2 separate regions of the Homo sapiens genome follow, and region 1 is linked to region 2. Evidence: chromatin contacts called from ENCODE Hi-C data. All regions are on one chromosome and are shown on one strand. The core of a region is the stretch at or near the end of the contact, and the rest is flanking DNA. Distances in the headings are between cores, read along the strand shown. Region 1 holds the start of RASL11B (RAS like family 11 member B). Region 2 holds the start of NOA1 (nitric oxide associated 1).

Region 1 (4,476 bases), core at 982-3,481, 4.1 Mb after region 2:
CCTGGAGTGTCTTGAACCTGAAGAGCCAGGGTTTCACCTTCTATCTGAACTTGTCTAGTATAGAGATTACCTATGAAGGCAAATAAAAGAGATTATGTTCTTCCTTCTTGTACAACTTTTAAAACATTGTGAGTTTTAAGCTAGAAAAAAAATGCACAATGCATAAATGCACACAAAACAGCGATAGTTTATTTCTATTTGGTGGGCTTACTTCAGATTTTTTTTAAAAAACAACAGCAATTTTAACCCTATGTTAGATTTATTAAAACCAGGGCAAAGTTTGCAAGTTTTTGAAAACTTATTTATCTAGTTTTAAACAAAGTTTCCATTTTTAGAGTACTCCCTTGATGCAAATTATCTTGCTCAGCCTATGTGAGGTTTCTGTTTTCTTGAGTACTTGATTCATTCTTTGACTGTAACTTTGTATTTTGGCCGTTAGATATAATGGCTTGCTAGACAAATACTGTTAGTAAACACACAGCCAATGTTATCAGTTGGAATAAAAATGTGATATAATTATAATCAACTCTACATCAAATCAGAAGGCTGCCATGTCTTATCTTGGGATAGCTTATACAGCTCATTTCAAATAATCCCCTATAGGTACTCATATGGTCTACAGAGTTAAGCAATTTGCTAACAGAGCATAGGCAGAAAGCTCTTAAGCCTCCCCAGTGGCTATTCTTAATCATAAGGATTGAAAAATGTGTCCTCTCATTTATTCGGGAATTCTCCTCCTAAAATTCTACCATCCAGTTGTTTGTCTTTGTTAAGAAGGAGGAACTTTAGGTTTACAACTGCTCTCCTTTGGCCTTTGCTTTAAAAGGTCACCTCTGAAAGGCAGCCAGCAGAGAAGGAGAGGGGTGGGGGAAGGAGCTAGGGACTCCTTTTTTTTTTTTTTACGACTTTTGCAGGAGTGTTTTGAAGGGAGAGGTTCTTGACTACAAAGGGTGCTTCCAACTGGGGTCACTATAGTTAAAACATACCAAGGGGAATACTTTCAGGCACTTGATAAAATGATGAATGGGCTTGGAATGGAATGAGGCCAGATGGTAGTTATGGGAGGGGGGCGCCATGGAGGGCTGGGGACTGGGGAAAGTTTTAAGTGGCGGGATCCTCAGGCTCGGACTGTCACTGAAAGAACCTCCCTGGGAAGCGCTGGAAAATGGGAACCGCAGTCCTCCTGCAATGGGACAGAATTTTTCTCAAATGCATTGTCTCACCTGCATTTCTTTCATAGTCACCGATGAATCGTTTGGTGAGGAACCGGACCACCAGTGCTGCACGTCAGAAAAAAGAACGTCAAAGTGTTAACCTTGGAAGTTAGATTGTTCTCCACCCCACCCCCTGCCTGGAAAACAGTTCTCCCAAAGAAAGCCATAGATGGCCACCAAGTGAAATTCCTACCCTGTAGCTCCTTGACCCTTCTTTCCAGACAAAAAGGAGGGGGCTAGAAGGCATCGTGAATTATGGCTCTGTGCAGCTGGAAGGCTCACTGGGCCCACCCCCTCCTCTGAGCCCGGCTGAGCCACACCTAAGCCTTCCAGTAGACCCATGTCTTCCTAACCTTCAAGACCTCCCAGGGGGGCTAGCTTCACTAACTCCCCTTTCTGTGCCAGGCATTGCCAGAGGCTCAAACACCCCAAAGTTCTGATGGCGGCGGTGCCGGTGGTCCCCAGAAAGCTGCCTGGCCATTCTTGATCCTTGTTTCCCCCGTCTGTGGAAGCAGGCGGGTGGCGTAGACAACGGCTAAGCCCACTCCCAAGGGGCAGCGGCTCCCTGCGCGGGGACGGAGAGCGGTCGGGCTGCAGCTCCCACCGCTCCCCACGCCTTGTTCAGCCTCAACTCCCGTCAGGGGTCGTCCAAGACCAGACCCAGGGCTAAGCGCGACGACTCACCGGTCTTGCCCACGCCGCTGGCGCCCACCACGGCGATCTTGACCAGGCGGCGGCCGGCGGCGCCCACACAGCAGTCGGAGGCCGCGGCGTTGCCCGGCGCGGGGTACTCGGCGATGGTGCACATGTTCTGAATGAGGCGCATCGCCTCGGCTGCGGCGCACCGCGCGGGAAGGGACTGAGGGACTGGAGAATGCTAGCGCTGCGCGGGAGCGGGCGGGAGGACCCGACTGCGGGGCTCCGCGGTAAGAAATAACAACAATAAATAAGTGCAGGTACGGGCGGGGTGGGGCCGAGCGCCGAGGTTCCGCAGGGCTCAGGCTCCAGACCCAGACTGCACTCGCGCGGCGCGCCGGCTGTTTTCTCCGCGGCCGGCCCCGCCCCCTCTCCCCACAGCCAATCCCGGGGCGCCCTACACGAGGCCCCGCCCCCGGCGCCGCTCCGCGCGCGCGACGCCCCCGGAGGCGCCTGGAGTCAGTGCGGAGCCCCGTGAGGCGCGGGGAGAAGAGGCAGCGGGCGGAGGGGAGCAGCGGGTGGTCCGAGGCGGCGCAGCCCAGGGTGGGCGCCTGGTAGGTCCTGCCGCGCGAGCATGGGGCAGCTGCTGTGGCTGCGGGGCCAGGAAGAGAGCGCAGCCTCCACAGAGCCATTCCGGACCGCTGCCTCCGCCGGCTCCACAGCCCACGCGCGCACTCGCTGCAGCCCCAACCTAGGGCGTCTGCTCTGGGCGGGCCGGGAGCGGTGTTTGCTCCCCGGCTTAGTGCCGCCCGCCCTGATTTGGAGCGATTGCACTGGCTTGGGTACATCCCAGCTCATAGATTCAGCTACAGTTGGCAATCATCCGCAAAGACTCCAGCCTAAGACCTTTAGACCCCCGTAAAATGTGACATTTGAAGCAAAAATATCATCCACGTTTTATCCTAGACCCACGTTCTCTGGCTCTTGTCGACGGCGCAAGCTAACGCAAACACACATGGTCGGACGCATGCACAGCACGCCTAGAAGCGGATCAAGAAGTAATTATAGAACAAGCTTTCCAGCGCCTCACTCAGTCACACCTCCTTCAAGAGCTGTGAAATGGAAAGAAAACAGTTACTCCAGCTGCGACGTCTGAAGGGGCCCCGCACTTCGTCCCTGGTCATAAGACACCGCAAGAGTTTAGTTAAGTGGCTTGATACCAAGGAAGAGGTGGGCCCTGCACTCCTAAAATCCCAAGCTCCGGCCCCTTACAGTCTCATCTGAGAAACACATCTTCAACGGCAGGCCAAATTCCTCCTGCGAGCAACATTCTGTAGCTGCAGCTGATGGCAAGATGTCACCAGCGGCTGATGGCAAAATGTCACCAGAGTCGCGGGTTAACCACCCCATCCGCTATCCAAGGCCCTCTCCCCGCTACCCTTTCAACCTTGTCCCAGAGGCTTTTATGTTGGGGTATGGCAACAAACTCTGTGGCTTTGTGTACCCACCCACATTAAAGGCTAAAATGTGAAATAAACCAGTGCCCTTATCCGCACATGTCAGTCATCTAATTTGACCCCCTCTTCCAGCCAGAACTTAATTGACCAGGTATTTGACAGAATTTTATGATCCTCAGCCAGTTCAGACTCTGAGATGAACCTCTTGTCTACAGAGGTTTAGGTGTTTGCAGGAATGCAAGGAGAAATAGAAAGGTAATCTCAAGGTAGCAAGTTTTCTAGGATGGGCCACGTAATTAGAAAGACACACAACCTTACAATAAACATAATAAAAGGCTGACTTCTAGGGAGATCACTAGAACGAAACAGCCATTTGAGTCAGAAAGAAAAAGCATTTCCAATATGCACCATGTCTTTCTGCATGGTTTAAATCAGACTTGAATGTCACTTCTATAAAATCAAACTTTGCAAGACTGTAATTACAGGTAACCATGTACTTTTAAAATCTTTCCCCTCCAAAAAGCCTGCTATTCTATCATGCTTACATGGTAAAATAATGATGTAGGCTAAAGTACTAGTTTAACATACACACACACACACACACACACACACACACACAGAGACATGACAAAAGCTGTCAAGGGGAATTTTGCTTTGAATCATTTAGTTTCTTGGGCTTGATTTTCATTACCATAAGCCCATACAAAACCCGTGATTTTTCTGTCTGCAACGCAAAGGCTTGATTTGGTGTTCTTATTTTAGATCTAAATGATCTGGCTATGCTTTAAAGAACACAGAAAAGAGAGAAGCAAGAGAAAGATGTAAAAAAGAAAAGAGAGCTATTCAAATTCCAAATACCTAGCATATAGCCCATCTCCACTCCACCTACCTCTCCTTCTGGGACATTCATAGAGTTAAAAAGAGGAAGGAGGCAAGGCAGGAGAAGTGACGATACATAATGAGCGCTTGTTTCATTCTAGGTTGTACACAGGGGTTTTGCATTTAAAAATCTCATTTTACCTTCATAACAGTCCTATGAGGTAGGTATTACCATTACTTCTAGTTGCCGTTATCTATTGCTGCTTAGTAAACCACCCCAAACTTTAGTGGCTCGCAGTTCTGTGTGTTGACTAGGCTTAGCTGGGGAGTGCTTACCTAGGGTCTCTCAT
Region 2 (4,184 bases), core at 1,084-3,583:
AAATACACTAGACTCAACTAAGAATTTTTTTTTTTTTTTTTTGAGACAGTCTAACTCTGTCACTCAGGCTGTGGTGTAGTGGTGCGATCTCAGCTCACTGCAAACTCCGCCTCCTGGGCTCAAGCGATCGTCCGGCCTCAGCCTCCCGAGTAGCTGGGATTACAGGCGCACGCCATCACACTAGGCTAATTTTTGTATTTTTAGTAGATACAGGATTTCCCCATGTTTGTCAGGTTGGTCTCAAGCGATCTGCACATCTCGGCCTCCCAAAGTGCTGACGGGAGCCACCGCGCTCGGCCACTACTAAGAATTCCATATGCGCAAACAAACAGGTATTATACATTGGCCCAGTGCAGCAGAATACATATCATCTGAGAACTGTGACATTGTGAGAAGAGGAAGTTAAAAGTCATCCTTTAAGACAATTTACTTTGACTTACAAACAGTATGAAGAAATGTCAGACTAAACCGAGTCCCCCCCGCCACCCCCACCCCCCGATATTCTCTGTCCCGGAATATTTCCAGGACCTTCCACACTGCCTGACACAGGCTGACACTCAACAATTGAGCTATTCGTTAAGTCGACTGTGGCTTTAAGGAAAATTTTTAAAGGGTGCCCTTTGCTTCAAATTCAAAACGTAATTTATCTTACGATTCTGCACGCTACTTCACCACAGGAAACGAGGATCAGATCTAACGGAACGAGAAAGTGCAGAGAGCAGCAGTGAACGTAACCTGGAACATTAACACTATGTTCCCTGCACCCTCCGCCTCTCCCTACCCCAGTTTCGTTCCCGGCCTGGTAAGTGTGGGAACAAGGCTGGGGACTGTGCAGCCGGCGCATGGGAAGGCCCCAAATCCTCAATCCAATCAGTTCCCAACGCTTTCCTGCTTAAATGGACCGCCACGGCGTGTGTTTTGAGCGTTCACCTACCCTCATCCGCGTCGTACATATTGCCAAACGGTTCTCGAGCTCCTAACTCTTGAAATCAAAAGACAAAAACCGCCCAGAAGCCAGCAGCGCCAGGAGCTAAAGACGAAGTAACTTCCGTCTCCGACGTTCCCAGAATACCACGCGTCTCACACCAAAGGCCGCCCACAGGGACGCCAAAGTTAGGATCTGCGCCTGCGCAAATTGTAGGTCAAGCTTGGGCCGGGGTTAGGGTTGCACACGCGTAAATTGTGGGCCGCCGCTGCCGGGCTGATTGAGAGGACAGCTCCCGCAATCTGCGGTCGTATCCGTTCCGTCAATGTTTTATTTCTGCTTGTTTTTCAATGTTGTTGCACAAATAACGACACCTGAAAACAAAACCAGGTATACTTATTATTAAAAAGTGTTCGTCCTGTGAATCCGCAACATTGGGATGCTCAATTTATTTGCCTTTATAAGGACCAAAACACGAAGCTATTTTTTATTTTTATTTATTTATTATTTTTTGAAATGGAGTCTCGCTCTGTCGCCCAGGCTGGAGTGCAGTGGAGCGATCTCGGCTCACTGCAACCTCCGTCTCCCGGGTTCAAGCGATTCTCCTGCCTCGGCCTCCCAAATAGCTGGGATTACAGGCAAGGGTCACCACGCCCGGGTAATTTTTGTATTTTTAGTAGAGACGGGGTTTCACCACGTTGGCCAGGCTGGTCTCGAACTGCTGACCTCAGGTGATCCACCCGCCTCGGCCTCCCAAAGTGCTGGGATTACAGGCGTGAGCCACGCGCCCGGCCGGAAGCTCCTTTCTGTTTTTGTTTTGTTTTGTTTTTTTGAGACAGGCTCGCTCTGTCGCCCAGGCTGGAGTGCAGTGGCGCGATCTCGGCTCACTGCAACCTCCGCCTCCCGCGTTCAAGCCATTCTCCTGCCTCAGCCTCCCGAGTAGCTGGGACTACAGGCGCCCGCCACCACGCCTGGCTAATTTTTTGTATTTTTAGCAGAGATGGGGGTTTCACCGTGTAAGCCAGGATGGTCTCGATCTCCTGACCTCATGATCCGCCCGCCTCGGCCTCCCAAATTGCTGGGATTACAGGCGTGAGCCACCGCGCCCGACCCCGGAAGCTCCTTTTTAAGTGTGATTTATTAAGGGCGGCTTGTGCTAGCAGTGAGGCGTTAAGCCTGAAAGTGAAAAAACCCAAAACACTCACTGCTCTTTTCTGCCCACCTAGCTCAATCCTCCAGTGCCTTTGCCATAGCTTTAAGTAGGTTCTCAGTCTCAGAGCTTAAATCGCGAGAACTGACGGGATTAGACGCAAAACCAACCAGGACAGCTCCCAAGTACCCACGCGCTTTCGTCTCGGGTCAAATGCGCGCCTCGGACCCTAGTGCGCGTGCGCGCTGGTGGCTCCGCCCCTTTGGAGCTACTTCCTCATGCTGCCCGCTCGCCTACCGTTCAGGCTGCTGAGCCTTTTCCTTCGTGGATCCGCTCCCACGGCAGCGCGCCATGGCCTCCGGGAGCCGCTCCTGGAGAGGAGGTGCGCTGCCGCCTCCTCCTTCCAGCACTCATCGAGTCTGGGACGCGAGCTTCCTTATGACCCCGTGGACACGGAGGGCTTTGGAGAAGGTGGTGACATGCAGGAGCGTTTTCTGTTCCCGGAGTACATCCTGGATCCGGAGCCGCAACCCACCCGCGAAAAGCAGCTGCAGGAGCTCCAGCAACAGCAGGAGGAGGAGGAGCGACAGAGGCAGCAGCGGCGGGAGGAGCGGCGACAGCAAAACCTACGGGCCAGGTCCCGGGAGCACCCGGTCGTGGGGCACCCGGACCCGGCATTGCCGCCCAGCGGCGTGAACTGCTCGGGCTGTGGGGCAGAGCTGCACTGCCAGGACGCCGGAGTGCCCGGCTACCTGCCCCGAGAGAAGTTCCTCCGCACGGCGGAGGCAGACGGCGGGCTGGCACGGACCGTGTGCCAGCGCTGCTGGCTGCTGTCGCACCACCGGCGCGCTCTACGCCTGCAGGTGAGCCGCGAGCAGTACCTGGAGCTGGTGAGCGCCGCGTTGCGGCGGCCCGGCCCCTCCCTGGTGCTCTACATGGTGGACCTGCTGGACCTGCCCGACGCCCTGCTGCCCGACTTGCCCGCGCTGGTGGGCCCCAAGCAGCTGATCGTGCTGGGAAACAAAGTGGACCTCCTGCCCCAGGATGCTCCTGGCTACCGGCAGAGGCTGCGGGAGCGACTGTGGGAGGACTGTGCCCGCGCCGGGCTCCTGCTGGCCCCTGGCCACCAAGGGCCACAGCGCCCCGTCAAGGACGAGCCACAGGACGGGGAGAATCCGAATCCGCCGAACTGGTCCCGCACAGTGGTCAGGGACGTGCGGCTGATCAGCGCCAAGACCGGCTATGGAGTGGAAGAGTTGATCTCTGCCCTTCAGCGCTCCTGGCGCTACCGTGGGGACGTCTACTTAGTGGGCGCCACCAACGCCGGCAAATCCACTCTCTTTAACACGCTCCTGGAGTCCGATTACTGCACTGCCAAGGGCTCCGAGGCCATCGACAGAGCCACCATCTCCCCTTGGCCAGGTGAGTTTTAGGAGGCTCGCCCTCTTCGTTTCCTGGCAAGGTGGACGTCTGGTCCTGGCCGAGGCACCGAGTACATCCTCCCTTAATGTCCACTGCGGGCTGCCTGTACCCTTCCCTTTACAAATTCTCTCCCCACTCTGGTCACACCTCTCTTCTGTGTCAGCTTACTGCTAGGGAAAATTGAGGATGTGTTGTAGTAATTTTCAATGGAAGTGTTTATGGAGCACGTCTCTGTTCCCAGTCACTAAGCACTGGAGATAGACCAGGGAACAAAGCAAAGTTCCTGTTCTGGAGATTTGCTTTGTAACTTCTTTGTATATTGTTCCAGAAAGTGTGCGTCCTTTTTACTGTCTGAACCTAATGAACTTTGTGTTTTGTTTGTTTGTTTTGTTTTGGAGACAGAGTCTCACTCTGTCGCCCAGGCTGGAGTGCAGTGGCGTGATCTCGGCTCACTGCAACCTCCGCCTCCCGGGTTCAAGTGATTCTCCTGCCTCAGCCTCCCTAGTAGCTGGGATTCGAGGCATGCGCCACCACACCAAGCTAATTTTTGTGTTTGTTTTGTTTTGTTTTTTGAGACGGAGTCTTGTCTTGCTCTGTTGCCCAGGCTAGAGTGCAGTGGCTCACTGTAACCTCCGCCTCCCGGGTTCCAGTGATTCTCCTCCCTCAGCCTCCTGAGTAGCTGGGATT

The links. A loop is a pair of places that touch in the nucleus more often than their neighbours do. Pooled maps may share reads with other maps.
Region 1: a pooled map shows a loop between it and region 2 (14-fold over the local background). The contact joins the promoter of RASL11B here to the promoter of NOA1 in region 2. A Hi-C loop is called at or near these places in 6 of 50 pooled maps.

The regions. Positions count from the first base shown.
Region 1 is chr4:52,860,072-52,864,547 of GRCh38, reverse strand. RASL11B (RAS like family 11 member B) reads right to left here and starts at 2,231. Exons shown (of 4, transcript NM_023940.3): 1 at 1,899-2,231; 2 at 1,224-1,280; 3 at 1-70. The coding sequence starts at 2,040. It overlaps LOC124900700 (a long non-coding RNA gene), which reads left to right and starts at 2,343. Exons shown (of 2, transcript XR_007058115.1): 1 at 2,343-2,464; 2 at 2,817-3,399. RefSeq lists silencers at 1,912-2,206, 2,178-2,667.
Region 2 is chr4:56,975,755-56,979,938 of GRCh38, reverse strand. It overlaps NOA1 (nitric oxide associated 1), which reads left to right and starts at 2,333. Exons shown (of 7, transcript NM_032313.4): 1 at 2,333-3,497. The coding sequence starts at 2,354. POLR2B (RNA polymerase II subunit B) reads right to left here and starts at 1,043. Exons shown (of 25, transcript NM_000938.3): 1 at 935-1,043. The coding sequence starts at 953. RefSeq lists enhancers at 670-769, 2,591-2,660, 3,041-3,100 and a silencer at 2,761-2,840.